2 separate regions of the Homo sapiens genome follow, and region 2 is linked to region 1. Evidence: chromatin loops called from intact Hi-C (ENCODE). Cell type or tissue: dorsolateral prefrontal cortex. All regions are shown on one strand.

Region 1 (8,000 bases):
AATCTGAGTCAGCTTCTCAGACACAGAGAGAATGTTTTCAGTGGGTTCAGGACCCCAGCGTGGAGCAATGAAGATTTCCCCCAGGGAGAGGAGAGCAGAGATTTGAAGATGAACTGAAAAAATTCATATTGGAATCTAGGCAGAGGAAGACCAAGCAGAAAAGTGATGAAACAACAGTGATGTCATGTGTGCCCCTGAAGGGCCAGGCGCTGTGCTTGGCTTCTGCTCAGATCTGTCACTATTTCATGTCTCATAGGTCACACAGATCATACAGATCACCCTGGAAGGGTCCTAGGCGGGCTGGAACAGCTGACAGTGCAGATGAGGAAACGGAGGCTCGGAGAGGCTCGATTCTCATGTGACAGGGGCACTGGAGTCCTCACCCATTCCCCTGGGCCATCTCCTGCAGGCTGTTTCCACATATGCCAAAGCATATGGGGCTTTCTGGCCAAGGGGGTTCTCCAGTCATGGGCTCTTATTGGATTAAAGGGCCAAAGGGTGAACACCCCAGGAATACACTCAACCAAGACAGGATAGGGGCTGGCTTATAAACACCGCAGCTTTCTTGAGGTTGTCCACATAGTTCCTCGGAGGGTCCCAGCAGGAATAAGACTCCATTTCCCACAGGGATCACCTGCTTCAAAACACGCCTACATCTGCTCCCCCCACTCCCTCCTTGTACTTCCTGGGATCTTCTCTCCCTCCTCCCAAAAAACTGCCTGTGCCTAAATCCTTATCTTAGGGTATGATTCTGGAAGATTCCAAGCAAAGGACTAAAGTCACAGAACTCATAAGTGGTAGCAGAGAATTTGATGTGTTTGTTTTTTAAACCAGGCTTCTCATCATTCTCCCCCATGCTCTTACTAACAGATTCTTGAGCTAGGATTGGAGAGGAATGGGATTAAAACATCACTACAAAGAAGATGGAGGTTTGCAGACCCCATCTTTCAGATTTGACCTTGTTTGCTGTATGGACCCTGAAATATGCTTTGCTGTGGAAATAATGCCCCTTTTGTAATTGGGTGCCCAGGCTAGCTCTCAAAGCCCTCTTAGCATCTGGTTTACATGTTCACCAATTCGCTATTTCAAACGCATGCATTCTAATGTAAAATATTGCATGTAAGGGTACCAACTTGGGAATGCCAGAAACACACCTGAGCAACGGCAGCCCTGGGGTGGTCACTTAAGTCTCTATAACATCAGCACAATTATGGCCCCTCTGCACACACAGACTCCTCCAGGGGATGGGGCACCCCAACTGGCAGATCATTTGTAAGAAGTTCTGAATTGCAGAATAAAAGGGGAAGCTATTTTCTGTCTGTCTGGGTTCAGTTTCTCTGGCCAAGTAATCTATCTTGTTTTGAATAAAATATTATAGCAAGGAAAAAGAAACGTTGAGATGGGAATCGGGTGACCCAAGTGAAGGCCTGGACGGCCCCAGTGAGTGACATAGCCTTGGCTGAGTGGGCCGGGTCCCAGGGCGGTGACCACGCTCCGTAAAGTCCTACTGAGAAAAGAACTCCTGGGTAGATGATGGGCCTGTCTTGATGCCTCAAGTCCAATGGCCACAGACCCTCCCAGAGATCCTTCCAGCTGTACCAGGACTAGAAGGACATTCTCAGGGATCTTGCCAAGCAAGGATCTTGGCAGCCTCCCAGGGTCGGAAGAATGCATTTTGAAATTGCAACCACCCAAGTTGAGGCTGTTTGTTCGTCACTGAACAAATGTCTGCTGAGTATCTATTTATACCTAGTGCTTCCTGAGATAGCGCAGGTGCTATAAACACTAGTTAGACATATCCCCATGTCACTGCAGACTGCCCGCCTCCTCCTCACCTCTGGTCACTGAGGAAGAGCCACCTCCCTCCAGTGAGGCTGTGCCCTCTCAGCACCTGGGGCCTCCACCCCTGCCCCGCTTCCCCTTCTCCTTCTCCCTCAGTTCTTCCTGCTCTGCACCCCTGAAGCCCCAGAGTCACTTGGATGAAGCCGCCATCATCTCTGCTGAGTTGACAAGGCCTCCGTGACCTGGCCACAGTCTCTCTCCAGGCCTGTCCCTGGTCACTGCTTCCACACCCTCTGCATTTGCTCTAGGACAGACCCTTCAGCTCCCCGGCTGGGCCAACCTTTCCAGTGATCATCACATGCTACTCCTTTGGCTGGGAAGCCCCCAACTATGTCACGGGCACCTAACAATTTCCTCCAGATTTCAGACTGGACACATGACCCCTTCCCCAATGTCAAGCCTGAACATGGGTCATTGATGATTTGCCTAAGGGCAACACCCATGCTGAGTTATACCCCCTAGGTACCTGTGGGCCTGCACCATGGCGATCCTCTGGCAGATAGGATAATGATGCATTCATCCTTGTTCCTCTAGGGCTTGTGGTGAGCCTCACATGCAGAAGCACGTGCGTGCATTGAGTGAACGGGAAAATGAAAGAATGATTGAATGAGAAAGAGAAGGGGAGGGGAGGAGTCTCAGGGGAAGCCTGAGGCTGGGCCCTAGGGATGGGCAGAATGGGGTGGGGAGAGGAGCCTGGATAGAGCAGCAGAATGTTCTTGGCCATGAAATGGGCAATCATTCATCCATTTGATAGAGTGGACAGAGTACCTTCTCTGTGCTCTCGCTGTTACAGCCTGGCAGGGATACAGCAGAGAGCCAGGCTCCCGGGCTGAAGGGATGGACCCGGGAATGGCTCCTGCCTTCAGAACCTGCCTGAAGGGCGTGGGCAACAGAGGCACCAAGGGGCCAGTCCGGAAAGGCGTCTCTGGGGAAGGAAGGCCTCTGTCTCTGTTCTCAGACTCCACGAGGAAGAGCCTGGGAAATGCCTCCCCCAACAAAACCAAATGAAACTCTCTTTGGACTTCGTAGTGAACAGTTCATTCCCCGAGACCCGTCTGCGGGGGAGCTCAGTGTCCAACCTGGCAAGGCCGAGAAGACAACGATGACAAGGACTATATTAACAGCCCGTGTTGAGTAGGTGCTTGCCATGGGCCGGGCATCCCACAGACAGCCTTCCTGGCATGGATTTTCTCATCTGATCTATAGGATCGTCCTACACAGGTGCAGTCATCGTGACCACGGATTTCACAGGCAGAACACCCAGCCCAAATGAATGCCACAGTTTTCCAAGGCCACTCAGCGAATGAGGGCAAAAGACGGGATTCGAACTCAGGCATGCTGATCCCAGTGCACTAAGCGAATGAGAAGCGGCGCAGGAGGGGAGGAGTCTCAGAGGAAGCCTGAGGCTGGGCCCTAGGGATGGGCGGGATGGGGAGGAGAGAGGAGCCTCAGGAATTCGTTCCCCCATTGCACTAAGCCTCCCACGTACCCCTCCTTCCGCCAGCTTCTGGCACCTAGCCACAAGACGCCATGCTGCGCCAGAGGCTAAGAAGCCCGTGAGTCCCGGGCCCGCCCTCTCCCACCTGGGCAGGATGAGGGGAAAGGGAAAAGCTGCTTTGGAGAGAGGCAGATGCAGGCGTGAGTCTGTGTGACTCTGGGCTCAGCTCTTTTGCCCACTTCGTTCTCTTCCCTCCTGTAGAAGCAGGAACAATCCAGTCCGCCCTAGTTCATAGAACTCCTCCAGCCTAGCACTCAGCAGACGCTCTATTCGTGCACATTGCCACAATGAATACGTCATTGAACAAAGCGGTTAACCTGAGGTCTTTTCTCCTTTAATTTTTTCCAACAATAGGAACAGTTTTTATTTCCATACTTGCTCCGAACACCCTGAGAGACAGCAAAATTGGGTGTTTGTCAGTTGGTGCCCTCTACCCCACGCAGCCCCCCTGCAAGCTTCTTTCAGGTTTTAGGGAAAGTGGAGCCTTGTCCTTCTGCGAGGATCGGGCGCCCTCTTGCGGCCATCTCGGGATTCCCGAAGTTCAGGTCCCCGCAGCAGGAGAGTGGGATTCTCCGGGGCTGAGGACAGGGAGGCCAAGGGACCCCTCCGCCTGCCTGCGGAAGTGGCCTGGCAGTCCCCTACTCTCCAGGAGCCTGTCCCTTCTTTCTTCATCAGGCTGGACACCGAGGCTGAGTCCCCGGGGAAGCTGACCACGGCCAGGCACCGCCTAAAGGGAGTGTGTGAGGGATGGGGGCCGCCCCTCCCGCAGGCACAGGACTCAGCCATCACAAATGCCAGTGGTCCTTGGAACACGTCTGCCCGGCTGAGCCTGCCAGATGCCCAGTTTAGGGAAGCGCGTGAGGAACAGAAATGGAGGAGACCCGACCAGACAAGAGGCAGTCTACCCAGCTGCAGGTCGTGTCATTTCCTCTCCAAAAACAGACAGGGAGCGCCAGCCGCCTGTGCATCGCCCCACTGTGGCATTGGGACAATTGCTCCTGCTGTCCCCTTCCCTCCAGGAATGATCTAGCTGGGCTCTAGGAAGCCTCCAGGACTGCCACATTCATAGTTCCAGGGGCAGGGGCCACCATGAGCACAATGCACCCAGGCGTGTGAGGGGGTCCCCCGACAACCCTTGCCCCCGCTGCCCACTCAGAGACCACCCTCGCTGAGCTGCTCCTCCGTGGCCTGGCCCTTCTAAACCTCTGGCTCCTTCTTCTGGGCATTTGGGGTATGGGATCCCTTTCCTAATTAACCAGAAACGCCCCAACCAGGCTTGGGCACACAGGTGGTCCTCAGGAATCGGAGCTGGCTTAGAGAAGGTGGAATGAGTTGGGAGCTCCTGTGATCACAGCAACAAACGACTTTTCCACCAGCCAAGAACTGGGCACCTCCCACGCGGCCCCTTCACATGGCCTCGAAGTGGGTGTGGCAAATATGACCCGCCTTATAGAGGAGACCTACACCGAGCCCCCAGGGAGCCATCAGCAGAGAGAGGCAGCGCAGAGGCTGGAGCCGACTTCCCCTCACCACAGATCTGGGTCAACTCTAAGGTAACAAACTTTGGTGGCTCCATCTTCACGGGTACCTGGGAGAGGCATAACAAGGGTCCCTCCTCAGTGTCCTTTGGGACTGCAGGGACCCTCAAATTGGCCGCCAAGATCCTGAGCTTTTAAGCTCCCAGAAGGCGCCCCCACACAAAAACTCAGACACACCAGGAAGCAACTGTAGCCTGGCCTGGGACAGGGTTAGCAGTGTATTAGGCAGAAAATTCTAGAAGGGGCCCCTGATTGGCCCAGGGATGCAGGACCTGTCCTAGCAAGCAAAAGAAAGTCAATCACACCCCCTCCCCTCAAACTCAAGGTCAGGAGCCCCCACTGTGGAATCTCTACATGGTGTAGAGTCTCCAGGGCAAATAAATATCTTAATTTTGCAAAAATTTATTTCCTGGAGAGAGAGAAAATGTGGCCAAGACCATCATCATGAACTAAAAATTTTTTTTCTAATATTACATTTAACATCCAAGAAGAATCCAGATAACTTGGAGCAGTTAGCACTTCTGAAGGGCACTCCAGTTATTTTAGAGCCAATTACATGCCATTTCGATAGAATTCCTTGAAAGGATAGTGCCCTGAGGACCTGGCTTCAAATCTAGCCCTGCCAATTACCAGCTGTGTGACCTTAGACAAGTTACTTAACCTCTCTGAGCCTGCGTTTCCCCATCGATGAAATGAGGCTAATAACAATGTATACCTTATAGGGTTTGACCTTCACAGCATAGTTCTTAGCACATTGCAAGCACTCAGGACATGCTGAGTGTATACTAACACTACTGCTCTGCTATTGTTATCTAGTACTGTAGTAAATAGGCTGGGAGCTGTTCATGTACTCTATATCCAAGACAACCTGACATGCTCTGGGCTTCCAGAGCAGGTAGGTCTTCATTTACTCTGGGAATCTGAAAAGGTGAGATTACCTCACTTCTCATTAATTAAAAAAAAAAAAAAAGCTAGAAAAAACTCTAGCTGAGAGAGTCTTCTGACATTGTTTTATACACAGTCATGGTCAGTCCCTTCAATTAACCTTGATCCAGGCCATTGGGGACACTTCGGCATTTCAGGTCTCCTAACCACCCACCTTCCCACTCACAGGCAGCTTCGGCATGGGGGAGGCCTCCCGGATGGACACAGAAAGCAGCTAACGCACACAGAGGGAGAGGCTGATAGCGTGGGAGGGTGCAGGTGCCCCCTCCCTGCACCCAAGGGCCAACCAGGCACTAACCCAGCTTTTCCACCAGGCAAGCCTGTGTGCAAGTCACCCCTGTTCTGCTACTGGGACAGGCGATTGCTCCTCTGAGCCTCAGTTTCCCCTTCTGTAAGCTGGGGATAATTACACCTGTTCAGGCGTGTAAATGAATTCAGATGGAGACAGTACCTGGTGCTCGGGAGGTCTACAGCACACAGCATGTGTTCAGTCATTAGTCCTCGGTGCTGTGCTACTGCGAGATGCTAACGAGGTTAGTTTAGACAAGAGGGCCCAGCTTACAGCACAGTTTGCATTCCTGGGAAAATTGGGTAGGGCAAGAGCTTACACCAAGGTAGGCCTGAGAACAGCTGCCCCAAGGGTCAGGCGATACTCAGCACCTTCCCCTGTGGCCCAGGAGACATGAGCCCAGGGTTACCACAACTTCTGACTTTTCCAGAAATTGCCTGATATGCTCTGTAAAATATCCTGGATTTTCAATGTGAATAAGTCTTTTAAAATATGCATACATACATACATACATATATATATATATATACACACACACACATATATACACATACATATATTTTACATATATATTTTTGAATATATATATTTTGTGTGTATATTTATATTATATATATACACACAGAGAAAACAAATAAAGCAATTAAAAGGTATTTCTGGGTCCCAGCTCTGAGGCAAGGGAAACTAGATCCGCGAGGTTTCCAGCTCCCGCCTTACCCCATGTGTGGGCTTCTGAGGATTCTGCTACCCCCAGAGCCCGGAGCTGTTCCTAGAACACCCCACCTTGAGGCTCAGAAAGCCCCCTCTCAAAGCCTAAACAGTAATAGAAATGTGGGTTCCACTTCTGTGCAGAGGCCGCCATCTACTGGTGGAAGGACGTGAGTGCAGCCAGTGCCTGCCGGGATCCCCAGCAGAGGATGGGAGGAGAGGGGAGAAAAGAGAGGAGGGAGTGGAAGGGAGGGAGGAGGCAGGGAAAGGGAGGGAGAAAAGAAGAGCGGACAGGAGGGAACGTGTCGGACCCGGCCAGCTTCTGATGTGAGAAGGAACCCAGCAGCAGGGCCTGAGCCACCTCATCAAAGATGAGAAGCAGCTCAAGCATCCTGAGTGATGGGAGACTGGGAGGCAGTGCACCTGCTGCTGGGAGGGCTGGGCCTAAGCTCAGAACCTCCTGGGAGACCAGGTGAGCCGTGATCAGCAAGCGAGCATGCACACGCATGTCTGTGGCATGTCTGCAGATAGGCACCTTCTGTCTAGATCAACCCTAAAGCAACAAACTTGGTGTAGTCCCATCTTCATGGGTACCTAGGTGAGATGTATCGAGGGTCCCTCCTCAGAGCCCTTTGGGGCTGCAGGGGCCCCAGCCTGGACCCCAGGATCCCAAATAAAGTCTCCCAAAAGGGGCCACCACAGGAATCCCAGACACACCAGGAATCACCTGTCCATGCAGTGCACCAGAATGTGCAATGTCTCCAGACAGTGACCCCTCCTTTCCTCTCAGTCCTCTGATCCCCTAGTGACTGTGCCTGCTGCCTAGGGCCCCCCAAATACCCAAACCCCAAATCTCTCCACGCTGCTGCTGATCCCCTTAACCTGTTTTCTAGGAGCACTTTGTCCAGCAAAAGGGAAACCTGGCTTGTTCCCTCGAGCCTGGAATGGACATGGAAAGGGTGTCTTTTTGGCAGAAGCAAGGATCTCCAGATGGTTTCGAAACAGAATTTACCCAGCACCAGACCCTCCTGGGCCAGTCACATGGCCTTTGAGTGACCAGGATCTTCAGGAGCCACTTTCAGGAAATGCAGCAAAGGTGATTTTCCTGTGAAACTTCAATCCCAGGCAGGCCCTCCTCAGCCCACAGGGCCATGGATCTCTCAACTGAGCTGAGCTAAGC
Region 2 (8,000 bases), 1.9 Mb before region 1:
GGAGGGCGGATCACCTGAGGTCAGGAGTTCGAGACCAGCCTGGCCAACATGGTGAAACCCTGTTTCTACTAAAAATACAAAAATTAGCCAGGCATAGTGGCGCACACCTGTAATCCCAACTACTCGGGAGACTGAGGCAGGAGATTCACTTGAACTCAGGAGGCAGAGGTTGCAGTGAGCCAAGATTGTGCCACTGCACTCTAGCCTGGGCAACAGAGTGAGACTGTGTCTCAGACCAAAAAAAAAAAAAAAAAAAAGAAAGAAAGGTGGGGGATGAGGGGAGGGAGGGAAATTGGGAAAATTTGGATGCAGAGACAGACATGCACAGGGGAAGATGAACATGATTGGAATGATGTATCTATAAGCCAAGGAGTGCCAGAGATTACCAGCAAACCACAAGTAGCTAGGAAGAGATGGGGAAGGAGCCTCTTCCTACAGGTTTCAGAGGGAGTATGGCCCCGCTGACACCTTGATACCACACTTCCAGCCTCCAGAACTGTGAGACAATATTTTTTTTTTAAAAAAGATGGGGTCTCACTCTGTTGCCAAGGCTGAACTCTAAACTCCTGGGCTCAAGTGATCCTCCTGCCTTGGCCTCCCTAGGAGTTGGGACTACAGGTGCGCACCATCATGTCCAGCTCTCTAAACATTTTGCAGAGATGGGGTCTTGCCGTGTTGCCCAGGCTGCTCTCAAACTCCTGGCCTCAAACCTTCCTCCCACTTTGGCCTCCCGAATCCCTCCCAAATCCCTGCTGGGATTACAGGCACAAGCCAGCATGCCCAGCCTGATATTTTCAGAAAGGAAAATTATTATCATCAGCTACTGCAGTACTTCTTTCTGCATGGCCAGCAATTTTCTTTTGTTCTAAGCCACTCAGTTTGTGGTAGTTTTATATGGCATCCCTAACAAACTAATTACACATTTCTTTCTTTCTTTCACCCTCCCTTCTTCCTTAGCAGGACAGGCCCCAGAATTGGGGCTAAGCCTGGGAGGGTTTCTTGGCTTTGCCCAGGAGAGAATTCCAGGACAAGCTGGTGGTGTCGGATAGCAACTTCTCTTGAAGCACTCATGCACAGCAGCAGCAGCAGAGGGGCCGTTCCTTGCGGAGCAGGACCACCCCACAGGCAGTGTGCCTGGAGGAGCAGCTCAGAAGCAGTGCTGCAGCCACATTTAGACTCACTTTTAATTATATGTAAATCAAGGGGCAGATTATGCAGAAATTTCTAGAAAAGGGGTGGTAACTTCCAGGTTGTTGGGTCATTGCCATGGAAAGGGGCAGTAATTTTTGGGTGTTGCCATGGAAGTGGTAAACTGACATGACGCACTGGTGGACGTGTCTTATGGAAAGGAGCTTCCAGCACATCCCTGTTTTAGCTAGTCTTCAATCTGGTCTGGTGTCCAAGCCCCGACTCTGGAGTCTGTTCTGCCTCCTACCTCATTTTCTCACTCTGAGACCTAGGCTGACAGAGCAGCTGTCATCTCAATGCTACCAAGTACCAGGGAAGAGATAACCTAGTGAACTGCACACTGTCCCTTTAAATTTTTTTTTTTTTAATTGGAGACGGAATCTTGTCTGTCACCCAGGCTGGAGTGCAGTGGTGTGATCTTGTGTCCGGAATTGGTGGGTTCTTGGTCTCACTGACTTCAAGAATGAAGCCGCGGACCCTCGCGGTGAGTGTTACAGCTCTTAAGGTGGCGCGTCTGGAGTCTGTCTCTTCTGATGTTCAGATGTGTTCGGAGTTTCTTCCTTCTGGTGGGTTTGTGGTCTCGCTGGCTCAGGAGTGAAGCTGCAGACCTTTGCGGTATGTGTTACAGCTCTTAAGGCAGTGAGTCTGGAGTTGTTCATTCCTCCCCGTGGGCTCGTGGTCTCGCCAGGCTCAGGAGTGAAGCTGCAGATCTTCGCGGTGAGTGTTACAGCTCATAAAAGCAGCGTGAACCCAAAGAGTGAGCAGTAGCAAAATTTATTGCAAAGAGCAAAAGAACAAAGCTTCCACACTGTGGAAGGGGACTCCAGCGGGTTGCCAATGCTGGCTCGGGCAGCCTGCTTTTATTCTCTTATCTGGCCCCACCCACATCCTGCTGATTGGTAGAGCTGACTGGCCTGTTTTGTCAGGGCGCTGATTGGTGCGTTTACAATCCCTGAGCTAGATACAAAGGTTCTCCACGTCCCCATCAGATTAGTTAGATACAGAGTTTCAACACACAGGTTCTCCAAGGCCCCACCAGAGCAGCTAGATACAGAGTGTCGATTGGTGCATTCACAAACCTTGAGCTAAACACAGGGTGCTGATTGGTGTGTTTACAAACCTTGAGCTAGATACAGAGTGCCGATTGGTGTATTTACAATCCTTGAGCTAAACACAGGGTGCTGATTGGTGTGTTTACAAACCTTGAGCTAGATACAGAGTGCCGATTGGTGTATTTACAATCCTTGAGCTAAACACAGGGTGCTGATTGGTGTGTTTACAAACCTTGAGCTAGATACAGAGTGCCGATTGGTGTATTTACAATCCCTGAGCTAGACATAAAAGTTCTCCACGTCCTCACCAGAGCAGCCAGATACAGAGTGTCGATTGGTGCACTCACAAACCTTGAGCTAAACACAGGGTGCTGATTGGTGTATTTACAATCCCTGAGCTAGATATAAAGACTCTCCACGTCCCCACCAGACTCAGGAGCCCAGCTGGCTTCACCCAGTGGATCCCTCACCGGGGCTGCAGGTGGAGCTGCCTGCCAGTCCTGCGCTGTGCGCTCACATTCCTCAGCCCTTGGGTGGTCGATGGGACTGGGCGCCCTGGAGCAGTGGGTGGTGCTCGTCCGGGAGACTCGGGCTCACAGGAGCCCATGGAGGGGGTGGGAGGCTCAGACATGGCAGGCTGCAGGTCCCGAGCCCTGCCCCGTGGGAAGGCAGCTAAGACTGCAGGTCCCGAGCACCGCGCCGGTGGGCCGGCACTGCTGGGGGACCCAGTACACCCTCCGCAGCCACTGGCCCGGGTGCTAAGTCCCTCATTGCCCGGGGCCGGCAGGGCTGGCCGGCTGCTCCGAGTGCGGGGCCCGCCAAGCCCACGCCCACCCAGAACTCCAGCTGGCCCGCAAGCGCTGCGCGCAGCCCCGGTTCCTGCTCGCGCCTCTCCCTCCACACCTCCCTGCAAACTGAGGGAGCTGGCTCTGGCCTTGGCCAGCCCAGAAAGGGGCTCTCACAGTGCAGCGGCGGGCCGAAGGGCCCCTCAAGTGCCGCCAAAGTGGGAACCCAGGCAGAGGAGGCTCCGAGAGCAAGCGAGGGCTCTGAGGACTGCCAGCATGCTGTCACCTCTCAATCTCAGCTCACTGCATCCTCTGCCTCCTGGGTTCAAGCGATTCTCCTGCCTCAGCCTCCTGAGTAGCTGGGATTACAGGCACGTGTCACTGCACCCAGCTAATTTTTGTATTTTTAGTAGAGATGGGGTTTCACCATGTTGGCCAGGCTGGTCTCGAACTCCTGACCTCAAGTCATCCACCCGCCTTGGCCTCCCAAAGTGCTAGGATTACAGCCATGAGCCACCGCACCCGACCTGTCCCTTTAAGTTTCCAGCCAGAGATGATACCCATCATTTTTCTTTATATTGTGTTGGCCAAAGTGAATCATGTGACTATGCCTAACATCAAAGCGGGTGGGGAAGTGCAGTCCTACCTTGTGACTGGGAAATGAATGAGGGAGGGAGGGAAGGAGGGAGGAAACAAGGAAGGAGGAAGGAAGGAAGGTTGGTAGGTAGGAAGGGAGGGAAGGAGGGAGGCAGGGATGGAGGGAAAAGGAAGGAAGGGAGGGAGGGACGAAAGGAGAAGAAAGGAAGGGAGGAAGGGAAAGAAGGAAGGAAGGAAGGAAGGAAGAGCAGTGGCTTGCACTTGTAGTCCCAGCTACTCGAGAGGCTGAGGCGGGAGGATTGCTTTAAGCCAGGAGTTCCAGACCAGCCTGGGCAACATAACGAGACCCCATCTCTGCAAAAATTTAAACAGGAAGGGAGGGAGGGAGGGAAGGAGAAGCTGCTCTGGGCAGGCTGCATTGCTTCCGTGATGCATTCCTCTGTGCACACAGGTGATCTGGCCAGTGCATCTTACAGTTTCTTTGCGTTTTTCTGTTATTTCCATTTCTTGCTTCTTGGTGCAGCAGCAGCATAATTACTCTGAGAAGCCCACAGGGTCAGAGCCTGCAGAACCAGTCGGTCCGTCTGCAACGCTCAGCCCCATCTTTCTCTTCCCACTTCAGGCCACCTCCTCTGCGCTGATCTCCAAGGAACCCCAAATGCCCGGAGTCCTGGTGTCTCCTGCAAGCAGCAGAGGGAGCCCACACTCTATCAAAAGCGACTGAGTTTCTCATTATACTACAAAGCAGAAACTACAATAACTGTTGTTTTCTTTTTTCTTTCTTTCTTTTTTCTTTTTTTTTTTTTTGCCATGCAGTATGTCCTTACAGATGAAGCTTTAATCTCCCTCGTCCATCTCTGTTGCTGTAAATTTATGCTCCATTATGGTTCCATATGCCCGATCCTCTGAGAAAGCCACGGCGGGCTTGTGGGGAGCGTGCGCTTCAGAGCTGTATGTGCAGCATGTGGAATTGCAGATTGGTACCTGGCACACTTAATGGTTATGTCTTCACAGGTTGTTTTAGAGCCATTTATTAGCCGTGATCCTGCATGGATCAGTCGTGATATCATGGAAACGGTGCCGTGGAACTCACTGAAATGCAAGGAGCAGAAGCAGAGTGTGGTCCATTAAAAAATAAATCTGGCCGGGTGCAGTGGCTCATGCTTATAATCCCAGCTCTTTGGGAGGCCGAGGGGGGCGGATCACCTGAGATCAGGAGTTCGAGACCAGCCTGGCCAACATGGTGAAACCCCATCTCTACTAAAAAAAATACAAAAATAGCAGAGTGTGGTGGTGGGTGCCTGTAGTCCCAGCTACTCGGGAGGCTGAGGCAGGAGGATCACTTGAAACTGGAAGGGGGGAGGTTGCAGTGAGCCAAGATCGCGCGCCACTGTACACTCCAGCCTGGGTGACAGAGCAAGACTCTGTCTCAAAAAAAAAAAAAAAAAAAAGAAAAGAAAAAGAAAAAGAAAGCTTCTCATTGAAAACTAGTTATAGTCTTTTACTTGAGAAGGAGCTCCGTCCAAGCTTTTGTGGCCACTTGCTGGGATAACAGCTTTCTTCACCATGAGATGGCCATACAGGAGGGTGAGGAGATGGCTATATTATCTCGTCAGGACTTCCTTGTCATGGCTAGAAAGCCACAGACTGGCTGTGCATGGTGGCTCGCACCTGTAATCCCAGCACTTAGGGGGCTGAAGCAGGAGGATTGCTTGAGGCCAAGAGTTCAAGACCAGCCTGGGCAACATAGAGAGACCCTTGTCTGCACAAAAAAATAAAAAAAAATTAGGCATGGTGGTATGTGCCTGTAGTCCCAGCTATTCAAGGAGGCTGAGGCAGGAGGATCCCTTGAGCCCAAGAGGTTGAGGCTGCAGTGGCTATGATCATGCCTCTGCTCTCCAGCCTGAGCAACAGAGTGAGACTCTGTCACAATAATAAATAAGCTGGGCAGTGGCTTGCATCTGTAGTCCCAGCTACTTGGGAGGCTGAAATGACAGGATTGCTTGAAGCCAAGAGTTCGAGACCAGCCTAGGCAACATAATGAGACCCACCCCCCCCGTCTCTGCAAAAAAATTAAAAAATAAGCCAGGAATTGTGGTGTGCCCAGGAGTTCAAGGCTGCAGTGAGCTATGATTGTGCCACTGCACACCAGCCTGGGAGACAGAGTGACATCCTGTCTCAGAAAAAAAAAAAAAAGAAAAGAAAAGAAAGGAAAAGACATGAAAGTTTGCTGGCTAACAGGAAGCGGGCTATTTTAAGAGCCTCCTGGGCTCCTTTAGTTTTGGAGCACCCATTACATAAAACGTTAAATATACAGAAATGCACCCCATTCCACATCCAATATAATGCATATATATAAATAATAAATGATAACACAAGGGCTTCAATTTGAGTTTCATCAAGTGTATTCATCTTGACTTTGCATTTTTTTTCTCTACAGTTTGGCACCAATAAATTTTTTTTCATTCCTGGCTGTTTATGACCCCATGGGCCTTGGGATAACTCTCAGTTCTGGGTCTTAATTCTGGGGAACTTGATGCCGACAGGGGTCCTGTATGATTGGGGGCCAAGATGAAATTTCATCGTAGCCTCCACCTGCCTCATCCAAAGAGAACCAACCTCAAAGGAGATGAGGAAGACCTTCCTCTCCTCAAATAAAATTAGGAGGACTTTCACCTGTCCTTAAAAACATCCTGGCCGGGCGCGGTGGCTCATGCCTGTAATCCCAGCACTTTGGGAGGCTGAGGCGGGCGGATCATGAGGTCAGGAGATCGAGACCATCCTGGCTAATATGGTGAAACCCTGTTTCTACTAAAAATACAAAAAATTAGCCGGGCATGGTGGCGGGCGCCTGTAGTCTCAGATACTCGGGGGGCTGAGGCAGGAGAATGGCGTGAACCCAGGAGGCAGAGGTTGCAGTGAGCTGAGATCGTGCCACTGCACTCTAGCGTGGGTGACAGACCGAGACTCCATCTCAAAAAAACCAAACCAAACCAAACCAAAACAAACAAACAAAAAAACAAAAAACATCCTGAGAAGGCGATTCTTTGGTCTCATCTAGTAACATTACTCACTCACTCATTCATTCAAGAGATATTTTTACTTTTTAGAGATGGGGTCTTGCTGTGTTACCCAGGCTTGTCTTGAACTTCTGGCCTCAAGTGATCCTTCCACCTCAGCCTCTTAAAGTGCTGGGATTACAGGTGTGAGCCACTGTGACCTATTTTAACTTTTGTAGAGATGGGGGTCTCGCTTTGTTGCCCAGGCTGGTCTCGAACTCCTGGCCTCAAGCGATCCTCCCACCTCGACCTCCCAAAGTGTTGGGATTATAGGTACGGACCATGGCGCCTGCCCTCGGTCCTCATTTTCTTTGACACCTGGGCAGTACCCAGGTCCTCTTAACAGTCTCAGGCTGGCCCTGGCTCATGCCTTTTGCTACCTCCAAGTGTCTGTGCAGACCATCCACTCTGCTGGGAAGGTCTCCTGCTATTCACCAGACTAACTGCTATTCATCCCACTCCACATATCCCACAAGGGATATGCCAATATCTGGCAGTGCGTTGGGAAATGCGTAACAAAGTTTCTTGGAACAAACAAAACAAAACAAAAGAAACCCTGATTTGTCACATTTGCTGCTTTCTGTGGTGTAAATTCTTCCACCATGGCCAATTTCAGGTTGCCGACGTGAGGTCACTGAACAGGGAGCTGAGTTGGGCACAGTAGCACGTCATTATATTGTATTCCCACCATAGGGGCAGAACAGATGTAAGTAACATCAGAGCAAATGTGGGAGTAGAACACAGTAAAATAGGAATGATGCTTTAGGTATTTAGTACCTTCATATTTTAACACAATACTTAATTATAAGCTCTCTCTTTTTTTTTTTTTTAATAATGACTACGTTTAAAAACCAGCTTATGGGCCAGGTGCTATGGCTCATGCCTGTAATCCCAGCACTTTGGGAGGCTGAGGCGGGTGGATTGCTTGAGCTCAGGAGCTCAAGACCAGCCTGAGCAACATAGCAAAACCCCATCTCTACCAAAATACAAAACATTAGCTAGGCATGGTGGCATGCACCTGTAGTCCCAGCTACTCAGGAGGCTGAGGTAGGAGAATAACTAGAGCCCAGAAGGTGGAGGTTGCAGTGAGCTGAGGTTGCGCCACTGCACTCCAGTGTGGGTGACAGAGTGAGACCTTGTCTCAAAAATTAAAACAAAACAAAACAAAACAAAACAAAATACAGCTTGCACATTTTCTGAAATTTTAACAATTGATTCTTGCAATCCAGTAGGAATTGGATCCAGCACACAGTGAGGGTAAAAATCCTCTGGGTAGAATAGGATGGTATATGGATACAGCAAAAGTGGTATATGTGGTG

What was found. Hi-C counts contacts between places; a loop is a spot of excess contacts. Peaks named below come from ENCODE experiments on the same cell type or tissue, not always from the same donor. Only the 100,000 strongest peaks of a DNase experiment are listed, where the experiment ranks them.
Region 2: it touches region 1 in a loop (7-fold over the local background); 16 of 110 quality-filtered maps call a loop at or near these places.

The regions. Positions count from the first base shown.
Region 1 is chr19:30,665,474-30,673,473 of GRCh38, reverse strand. It overlaps ZNF536-AS1 (ZNF536 antisense RNA 1), which reads left to right and starts at 3,268. Exons shown (of 2, transcript XR_007067216.1): 1 at 3,268-4,893; 2 at 7,714-8,000. It also overlaps a transcript of ZNF536 not described here. In dorsolateral prefrontal cortex, CTCF peaks have their summits at 3,639, 3,848 (motif pointing left), 6,762 and 6,975 (motif pointing left); DNase peaks (open chromatin) are centred at 1,603, 3,853 and 6,993; H3K4me3 peaks cover 1,300 bases; H3K27ac peaks cover 292 bases; H3K27me3 peaks cover 620 bases.
Region 2 is chr19:32,566,723-32,574,722 of GRCh38, reverse strand. No RefSeq gene overlaps it. Among named protein-coding and RNA genes, the nearest start is that of PDCD5, 10 kb to the left of the region's middle. In dorsolateral prefrontal cortex, CTCF peaks have their summits at 4,125 and 4,325 (motif pointing right); DNase peaks (open chromatin) are centred at 4,292 and 4,584; H3K4me3 peaks cover 548 bases; H3K27me3 peaks cover 667 bases.